Linked DNA regions of Homo sapiens: region 2 is linked to region 1. The links are chromatin contacts, found by Hi-C or POLR2A ChIA-PET in ENCODE. All regions are on one chromosome and are shown on one strand. The core of a region is the stretch at or near the end of the contact, and the rest is flanking DNA. Distances in the headings are between cores, read along the strand shown. Region 1 has its middle 91 kb from the start of PARD3B. Region 2 overlaps PARD3B (par-3 family cell polarity regulator beta).

What was found. Hi-C counts contacts between places; a loop is a spot of excess contacts on that map. ChIA-PET counts read pairs that join two places held with the same protein, here RNA polymerase II (POLR2A). Pooled maps may share reads with other maps.
Region 2: a loop to region 1 is called in a map of endothelial cell of umbilical vein, with 7 times the contacts of the local background. The contact joins two enhancer-like sites. A Hi-C loop is called at or near these places in 1 of 168 maps with a recorded cell type or tissue (endothelial cell of umbilical vein) and 2 of 50 pooled maps. POLR2A ChIA-PET finds 5 or more read pairs at or near these places in 2 of 52 experiments (PC-9 and Panc1).

The regions. Positions count from the first base shown.
Region 1 is chr2:204,452,088-204,456,751 of GRCh38, forward strand. No RefSeq gene overlaps it. Among named protein-coding and RNA genes, the nearest start is that of PARD3B, 91 kb to the right of the region's middle. RefSeq lists enhancers at 1-1,041, 1,947-2,447. Within about 2 kb of position 1,889, at least 16 of the 41 ENCODE cell types and tissues checked have a DNase peak (open chromatin) inside an H3K27ac peak, as active enhancers do.
Region 2 is chr2:204,662,841-204,667,504 of GRCh38, forward strand. All of the region lies in intron 1 of PARD3B (par-3 family cell polarity regulator beta), which reads left to right. Among named protein-coding and RNA genes, the nearest start is that of PARD3B, 120 kb to the left of the region's middle. RefSeq lists an enhancer at 1,888-2,455. Within about 2 kb of position 2,616, at least 4 of the 41 ENCODE cell types and tissues checked have a DNase peak (open chromatin) inside an H3K27ac peak, as active enhancers do.

The DNA of each region.
Region 1 (4,664 bases), core at 639-3,138:
AGAAAAATTGGATACTAATAGTATCTTCCCCTTAGGTTTGCCGTGAGGATCAAAAGAGTCAATAATACATGTAAAGTGCATAGAATCTTGGCGGCACAAAGCAAACGCTGAGTGAAAGTATGTTATGTTCGTTTCTTAACACTTTCTTATTAACTGGAAAATCCTGTGGTGTTTACTTCTTGTTAGAGAGAAAACATTTTCCTTTTTTTCCAATAAATTTTGTCCTTGACAGCTATTCTTTGAGTGTCAGTCAGTCTCTCGAAACAGAGGAATGTCTGTATAGCTGCAGTGACATCTTGCCAGGAGAGCCTTTCTTTTCTTGGGACTTTTCATTTCCATTTCACAACATGGTTCTGGTCAGTACTTCTTTGGAGGGACTTCTGATCAGCCCAGATCTTGCTGCCTTTTTCCCCATATCCTGCCCCTTAAACTCCCATCCCACACCCTGCCCCTCGTAGACACTTTAAAATCCACTTGAACACCACAGATGAATCATTTGGCAAAGTAAACAATAATTTCTTCCCAGGGAACTCCTCAGGACTCTGTGGTGTTTTGACCATCTGCAGCCATGGAAACGACAGATGAAGTGTATGGTCATTGGAATGCTTTTAACTCGCGCTTCCTGTGGCAGAGACTACTAATTGCTTCTCAGTAGCCGTTCTCCCTTTCTTTATAAGAAAGTTTTAGCTGAACACATCACTGCCCCACTAAAACATTTCCCTTGTGGCTTGATGTTGCCATGTGAAAGCCCTGACCACAGAGATGTAAGCAGGAATGCTGTGTGTGTGCCTTCCAGGAATTCTCTTTAAACGAAGAGTACCAATTCTTCCTTCAGTCTTTCCTCTATCGTGATACCTTGGATATGAATATAATGGCTGGAGCTCCAGCAGCTATTTTAGACTATGGGATTTAAGACAGCAATTCTCAAAGTATAGGCTGAGGATACAGAGAACAAAAGCCTTGCTCAGGAGGCCCACAGAATCCTCCCTTTTCCAAATATATATCTATTTCAAGTCTAGAATTTTCTTCATAAATTTCAACCAAAACTATGAATATATTGCAACAGATTGCATACAGTGGCGTATATGAAATTCAAAATGTCTTCTATTAAGCCAGATAGGGATTTATAAAAATGTAAAAAGGTTATTCTTCCCACTAATTTTTTTGTCTTAGAAAACATAATTATTTTTCACAAATCCGTGTTATTGCTAACATGCAGTAGGTTTATTATTTGTATTTTAAAATGAAAATATGTAAAAAAATTTCTCGGTTTTAATTTTTACTATAGTAACTTACATAAACAATAGCTCTTTGCAGGCCTTAATGACTTTTGAGGGGGTAAAGGGATCCGGAGACCAAAAAGCTTGAAAGCTGGTTTAATTCCACACTCTATAAATAATGGGGAGATGAACTACAAAGAGCCTGAGTTAATGTCAACTTTTTTTTATGTGAGCAAAAGTTAAACTTCTATATGTGTAAGTCACTATTACTGGGGTGTTTCTGTTATATCAAGCAAAACTAATTTTTTTAACAGATACCTTCCTACTTCCATTATTTGAGTTGAGACCATGGCTAAGAGCAAAACAAAGCAATTAAAAGCTGACGATTTTTGTGAGACTCTTGGCTGGGAGCACTAGTTTAAACAAGATAGTGTGAAGCATGCAATCCTGGCTTTTTTTGTGTGCCTGGCATGTCGTAAATGTCTAAATGTGGATTCTGCAGAATCTCTGCATCCAGTGAGCCCTTGTGACTCCACATCTAGTTTTAAGGGAACAGAACTGGCTCTAGCAGGCTGATACTGGTGTAGCCAGGGTGGGAACAGGGATATTCTTGTGTGTCTGAGGACCACGTTCAGTCACACGGCTGCCCCGGTGCCCTTGGCAGAGTGCCTAAGATGGGGCCAGGAGGGGTGGAGCAGAGGCAGTGCCACTGGGAAAGCAGCCCTCCGTCTCCAAGGCACCTCCTCTGTGTTTCCTGCCTTCACAAAAGACACACAAGAAACCTAGTGGCTGATCACTGTCAGGAAGTAAGGGACACAGAATCTAGGGCTGTGGGAAAAGGGGACCGGGAGGCCGGGGGAGGCCCTCCCATTCTGAGCACAAGCCTTAGGAGAATGCAGAGGAAAGAATAGCAAAAGCTCCCTATGAGGCGAAACCCACTCTCTGCACCAAAAGGAAGAGACTCTGGTTTGCCATATAAAGTGCACACAATTCCCTTCTCTGACAGAAGACACGAGCAAAGGTGCTGGACTTCACAGGGCTTCAGCTGATCATTTCTAAAGTTCAATTTGCTGCTAGATCTTAAACCTGCTTTTCGTCAACCACTCAGCAGAGGTGGGGCAGAATTTTTTTCCCTCTATTTGCAAGTCTGTTTTAAATACTACATTTTAAATCATAACTCTCTTGAGAATAATATGGCAAATTTACTTTCTTTTAAGGCCCACCTTAAAATACATCAAATCACTGTGTTTTCCTCCGCTCTAGATTTTCTTCTCTTTCATTACATTGCCATAAAGAAATGCCTGCTTGTCTGTTGACCACTGTACCTCCAGCACCTATGATATTATGCTGGGATAGGGCTGGAAATGCCCCTCTACATATGGTCTGCCTGCCATCAGCAAAAGAAGTTGTTGTGCTTTGACAGAGACACATTCTGTGAGGGCCTTATGTAAGCCTGATGACCATAAGCAAATTATTTGGAAGAGATTATTTAAATTGTACAGTGGCAGGAATTAAATATTCAATTGCAATAAGTTTAACTGATTAAGATATTTACTTTGCAGATGATGTAATAACTGGAAAAGCATATCAGTGGGAAGGTGTCTGACATGTTTGGTTGAGAGAATATACTTGGAAAACATATGGAAATGATTGATTTTTTTTGCTAGCTCCCCCATAAAGTAGCTGCTTTGTGCCCACTGAAATGGAGCCATCGCACAAGGGCTATGATATGCATCGTGGGGGTGTCTCTGAAGAACTCAACCAGGGAGACCTGTCCTTGTTCGAGCTAGATGCATCCCACCAGGGTGTGCAGAGCCCATAGCTGCGGGGCCCACCTTCTCATTCTTCTCAGACAGTGATGTGTGCCGTGCTGGGTGTTCTAGGTTGCTAACCATGCATCCCTTCAACAGGTCTGTGGGATGTCCAGGACATAGAGGTGGTGGGTAGCAGAGATAAAGTGTATTTAAGTGTGTGTGTGTGTGTGTGTGTGTGCACATGTGTGTCCATGTTTTCCTGTGCTATGCAGTGGATTGGAGAGGCAGGACTCCTGGGTTAAATAAAGACAAGTCCGGCTTCAGTCATACTATTTGGAAGGAATTTCAAAATAAGTGCCCAGCACATAGTGGGCTCTCAGAATTGTTCAATGAGTGATTACAAGGTCATGGTAATAACATTTGCAATCCAAAAGGAAACTCAGATATTATCTCTTATAAATAGGAAATGGAAGCCCAGAAAGGCTTAATGAATTGCCCAAGGCCATACAAAAAGTTAGTGGTGGCAGAGCCAGCCTAGAGCTTAATTCTCATGGCTGTTAGTGAGTGCCCATCTCCCTATGCCATACCACCAAAGCTAGCCAATAAACAAAACAACCTTGAAGGCATTTTGAACCCACTTTCTGTGTCCCCATATCATTTATCATCATTTATTAAAATTATGTACTGATCTCTTTCCTCCACTCAGTTGTGAGCTCCTTGAAATAGGAACGTAAATTAATTCATTTTTTCTTCCCTTGTGCCTAGACCCAGTGCCTTCCACGTAGGGGGCACTTAATAACATAGAAAATTCATATTTATTTTGAATTTGTCCTGACCATTCTTATAGCAATCTCATATTAATAGTTGATGATAAAAACTATAATTGCCAAGGTCCCTATGCCACACCATCACAGCTAGCCAATAAACAAGAAAACACCTGTGAAGGCATTTTGAACCCACTTTCTGTGTCCCCATACCATTTATCATCATTTATTAAAATTATATACTGATCTCTTTCCTCCACTCAATTGTGAGCTCCTTGAAATAGGAACTTGGATTAATTCATGTTTTAATTCATCTCATGGCAAACCTATGGGGAGATCCAGAAGTCAAGGTCCAGCCAAGGAAATGGAAACCATTCTACATCTTTACAGGGGGTATTTAATAAAGGAAATTGGCTACACAGTGTGAGAGAACTGGGAAGACAAACAGGGTGGTAAGGCACCTCTGAGATGATAGTAACAGGAGGCTGAAGATAAATTGGGAGAAGGTGGTGTTACTGGAGGTGTTTGATGGGAACTAGGGCGATGGAGGGAATGGATTTCCTGCAGGAACTGGAGTCATGGTGGAGATGGCCCAAAGCTGGAGATCCCACAAGAAGCAGAGAAATACCTCGGCTTTCCCCACCTGCCACCAATCCCTTGTCGGTAAAGGGAGAAGGGAAAGGGAGATGGCCTCTGACAGTGTGCTTGGCACACCACTTTCCCCTAACATAATGGAGATCTTTGAAGACCATCCACTTTCCTTTGTGCAAATTCAGCATTCACCAAGTAGTCCTCACACCTAAACCTTAGGTCTGCTTCCATATAGTTAATCTCAACCAAAAGGATGAAGAAACTTTATTTTTAATAGTTAGTCAACTGATCCATAGGGGAGGAAAAAACACCAATCAAAGCCATTTAAGTTTGTT
Region 2 (4,664 bases), core at 1,366-3,865, 210 kb after region 1:
TAACATGATAGAATTATTATGGAAATAGCTTTGACCTTTTGGACTTGAGACCCCCAAGAGTCTGTGGACCAACTTTAAAAACTGCTGTTCTATTACATATTTTCCAAATGCCTGGTTTGCATTATCAGATTTACTCTCATACTGTAACCCCATTATACTTCATCAAGAAGTGGGGCTATGCTACCTTTCCTCCCTTATCCAAACACCAAAACTAACCATATAGGTATCTTTACATTTGCCACATTTTAGTAATTCCTTATCCCAGTTCGCCATGACGAACATGTAGACATGAGCTTAATCCAAGCTGTAACCATGGTTACTGTTTTCCCCAGGCTGGCCCTACTTGTTGGGCCACAGCTGGCTCGTACCTGCTGTCTTGCCCATTGCTGCCCACCCTGCCATTCTCATGTGAGCTAGCCTCGGCTTCCTGAGGTTCCCTATGAGGTATCCTGAGCTCTGCATGGACACATCCTTCTACTGAATTTTAGTGCCATGACAGTGAGAATATCACCCGCATCCCTTAGTTGCAGTGTCAGTGCTTAAAGGTATTTGCTGAACTTACAATCATATTGGGAAATGTGAGTATTAAAGTCAAAACACTTCTGGAACCTAAACTCATACCTATTGTACTGATTTTTACCAGATAAAGGAAATGATGACACTTATTAGTTGGCTTGGATTTTAAAATATAAAGATCGTATTGAAGGTAGATGGATAGGAGGTGAAGTATTTGAAATGCGGCATTGGACCTGGGCTTACAAACTCCAGGTGTGATTCCTCCTCTTACCAGCTCTTTCACCTTCTGTGAGGTGAGCTACCTCTTTGAGCCTTATTTTTCTTGTCTGTAGGAGAGTGTTAATATTTACCCGTAAGTGTTGTAGGGAAGATTAATCTCGTTTTGTAGATAGCAGCTACCATACTGTGTGGACATAGTAGATAACTATTTTAAAAATCATAATTTATAAATTTGGTAATTAGACATTTACAGATCTGATTTCAGCTGTCATATACGGTTGCATTATTATAGTGTGAATTCATGCCCCCATGATTTTAAAAAGTGGTGTTTTTGGCATGTGTGCATTCGCTGAAGTTGTAAAACACATTTTTTAAGTGTACAAGTAATGGACAGCAGATGAGAAACAGATTGCAAAAACTCTTTTCAGTATCCAAACATGACAGTAAACTCATATTGTTCAAAGAATAGGGCCCTTAATTGGGTGGGATTTTTATTTGATTTATGACCTGAGGCTAATACTGTGGCTTGGATATGTTCTAACCCCATGACTGTCTAATAGCTTACATATATGTTGGGTAGTAATGCCAGTGGATAGGTTTTATTCTGAGAACCTTCATTCTTAACTCAAATCTCAAAAATAGATGACAAGGCAGAAAATATTTGGGGTGATAAGATTGAATATGGAATAGAGCATCAATTGCTTGCTCTCAGATACTAGTCTTTTTTGTTTTTCAAGTAATGGAGAAACCATATATTATTTTCATCTGGGAGTGTCTGTTGTGTTTGCATGCACCAGATGAGCTGGAGAAGTTGTGGCCTGCAAGTAACATAAAGCAAATAAAATTTTTGCCAGACGGGGCATAACTAAATGCTTACCACCCTCCCTGAAAGTTAGTTACGTTTTGATCATTGGTCTGCTATATTGAATGCTGATTTTTTTTTCCAGTTTGACATGATAGTAAGTGACATTGCATTGTATAAAAAGGATATTTTTATTTACACACACTTAAAAATGGATCCTGGGTTTTAAGGAAATTTCCTTTTAAGCACATTTTGGCTCTGGTAAAATCTATTCTGAAGAACTTATAGGCAAATAGCTTTTGAGAATTTGGACTCATTAGCAGGGCTTATTTCTTTGGCTATATTTCCTGATAATAGTTTTCTGTAAGCTATGTGAATGTCAGAGAGCAGAAATAGTCAGAATTTTTCTTCTGAGCTCATTAGTGAATGCATACAGGATGAGGTAGCCTGAAACAGTTTGAGGTATAATCAGTGTCTTCTCACTCTCTCCTTTTCTTTCATCTCATTCTTTACCATGTTTGTTGGGCATTAGTTTAAAAGCCTAGCATTTAATAGGAACTTTGGCATATGTAAATATTTTCTAGGTTCAGTTTTAGCAAATCCGTTGCTCTCATGAAGACTGTAGAGAAAATGTTTGTACTGATTTAGGAATGTTAAGAATGTGGTGGGGAGTGGCTCTTCAGAATACTGCAGTGTGGTAATCATGTTTGTGGCTATGATTTTCTTGTTTTTGTTTTTTTTTTTGTCTTTGTTCTTTCATCTCAGCTTTTCAAAATCTTTAGAAAATATAAGATATTCCCATTTTAGGGTTTAGAAAATGACTCAAATATATGCATATAGTTGTGAAAGGTGTTGAGATAGCCTCAAATAATAAGCTATATCTTTTGACCATATTATAGGTGGGGTCTCTGCCTGGGAATGACCCACCCTCAAGCTGTTTGGCTCCTGTTAAAAGGACTAGAAGGGCTCTGCCAGAGGAACAAGGATGCTCTTCCTGGTGTGGCTCTTCTGTGGCATCTGGTTCAGGGCTGTGGTCCCACTCCCAATGGCAGATTTTCTTATTTTAGAGGGAGTGAGTCACATTCCTCAACCAGTGGATGAAAAATTCCAGCCATTCCAATTATCCACGCCTATGATCCCTTCTGTTTTACACAGATCATTGAGTCCCAACTCACTAGACCAAGACTCAGGGAAATCATGCTATGATCTTGGCTGTGCCATTGGCCAATTTTGTGACCTCAGGGAGTGTGTAAAATCTGGGTCTCAATTTCCTCATCTGTAAAATGAAGTAATTAGAAGAAAGGCCCTTTTTGATGACACAGTCTGTGACCTCTAACTGGTAATTTTTATAAGTATTCTCACAAGAAAGCTGTGGTTGCAAGAAACTAGAAATTAGTGGGATAAATGAGATCTAACATAGGCATCGATTAGCGTACTTCTTACCAAGTTTTAGAGGGCTCCAAGGAATATCTTGGGCTGTATATGTGATATAGCAAACTTTAAAGAGTTTGTGACTGTGACATTGTCCTCTCACAGAGTATAAAGCTGTTCAGTAACTATTTATGGAATGATGAATGAGTTTGCCTGATGCCTACTGGTATGAATTTTCCTTCTTGAACTTACTCTGGTACTAACCATTCTTTGTCTGAATATGATGATCTTTTCCATGCAGCAGTCACCAGTAGTAATGGACTTGACTGCCTGTGGAGCCCAGGCAATCTTTATAATGATGGATTGGGCTCTCAAGTGGGGGAGTAAAGCATTTTAAGTTGATGAAGACATTGCCCCTGCTCTTGAGAAAGAAACAAATAAGCAACTAATCATAGAGGCAAAATGAAATAATAGATGTAATCAAAATGTGAACAAGGTAATGGTGGGTGCGATGGAATAATAAATTAATTCTAATTGGAGAACTGAGGAAGGATTCATATGTGAGATGAAGAGTCATGAAGGTTGGACCTAGAGAGATACTCTCTAATATTAAACTAGAGAGGGAAAAATAAAAGGTAATTTCAGCAAAGGAGAAGGGCTTTTTGGATTAAAGCAGTAGTAGGACTCCAAATATGTCACTATAGGAAGGGCATGGAATATTTGGAGAAAAGTGAGTCGATGTAGAGAAACCAATAGGTGGCTATTGCTGTAGTGAGAGCAAGAGATGATGGTTAACTTGGCCCAGAGAGTAGTTGTAAGAGTGAAGGGAAGTGAACAGCTTGAGATAGATTTAGAAGATAAAGTCAATAGAATTTGTCGATGGATATCATAAGGGGGGTTATAGAGAGGGGTATAGATGAATCCTAGAATTTTGGCTCACACAAGTGGGAAACTATCACCATTTGCTATGAAAAAAAAACACCTAAGGTGTAGAATGCCATGCACTCAGTTTTGGGCATGTAGGTTTAGGCATCTATGTTGAGATGTAAGGTTGGAGCCCTCAGTAATAAGTCATGGTAGAAATGTGTTTGGGAGCCATCCAGGTTAAAGTCCTAGCGGTAGATGAGCTTACTGGAGAGAAAACAGAGATATGGAAAAGTAGAGTCATGTATCTAGGACTGAGTGAACATTGAGGGATTTGGATGTAAAGGCTGAGCAGAAGATGCTGATTGACAAAGGAAACTGAGAACTGGACATATGCATTGAATGGTGTGAATATAAGGGAGACAGCTTATGTCCGGATACCCATCTGGGAGAGAGGATGAGGAAATGCTGAGTAGGCCATGGTAAGGCAAGAGAATGGCAGAAAGACTTAATCATGGGTGTTATAAAAATTACTTAGGAGTGGTCTTAAAATTACTGGGGATATTTCTCTTTGATTAGAGTTCACTAGGCTGGAATCTTCATAAAAGCAGGGGCTGTGTTCCCTTGTTCATTACTGTAACTGCAGCAAGCTCAGTGCCTCTGCATAGAAATCACCCAATACATGATGTTGGCAAATGCTCAAATATTTGTTTTTTTTAAACTCAATTTTTTTACCTTAAATATTTTTTTTTACCTCAAATTCCTCAGATATCATGTGTTTTCCTTGACTCTGAATATTACCTCCATGCATATAACTTACCAATGTGTATGTCCTAGGTCTGACCTCTCTTCTGAGTTCCAGTCCCAGATTTTTAGCTGCCTGTTAGACTTC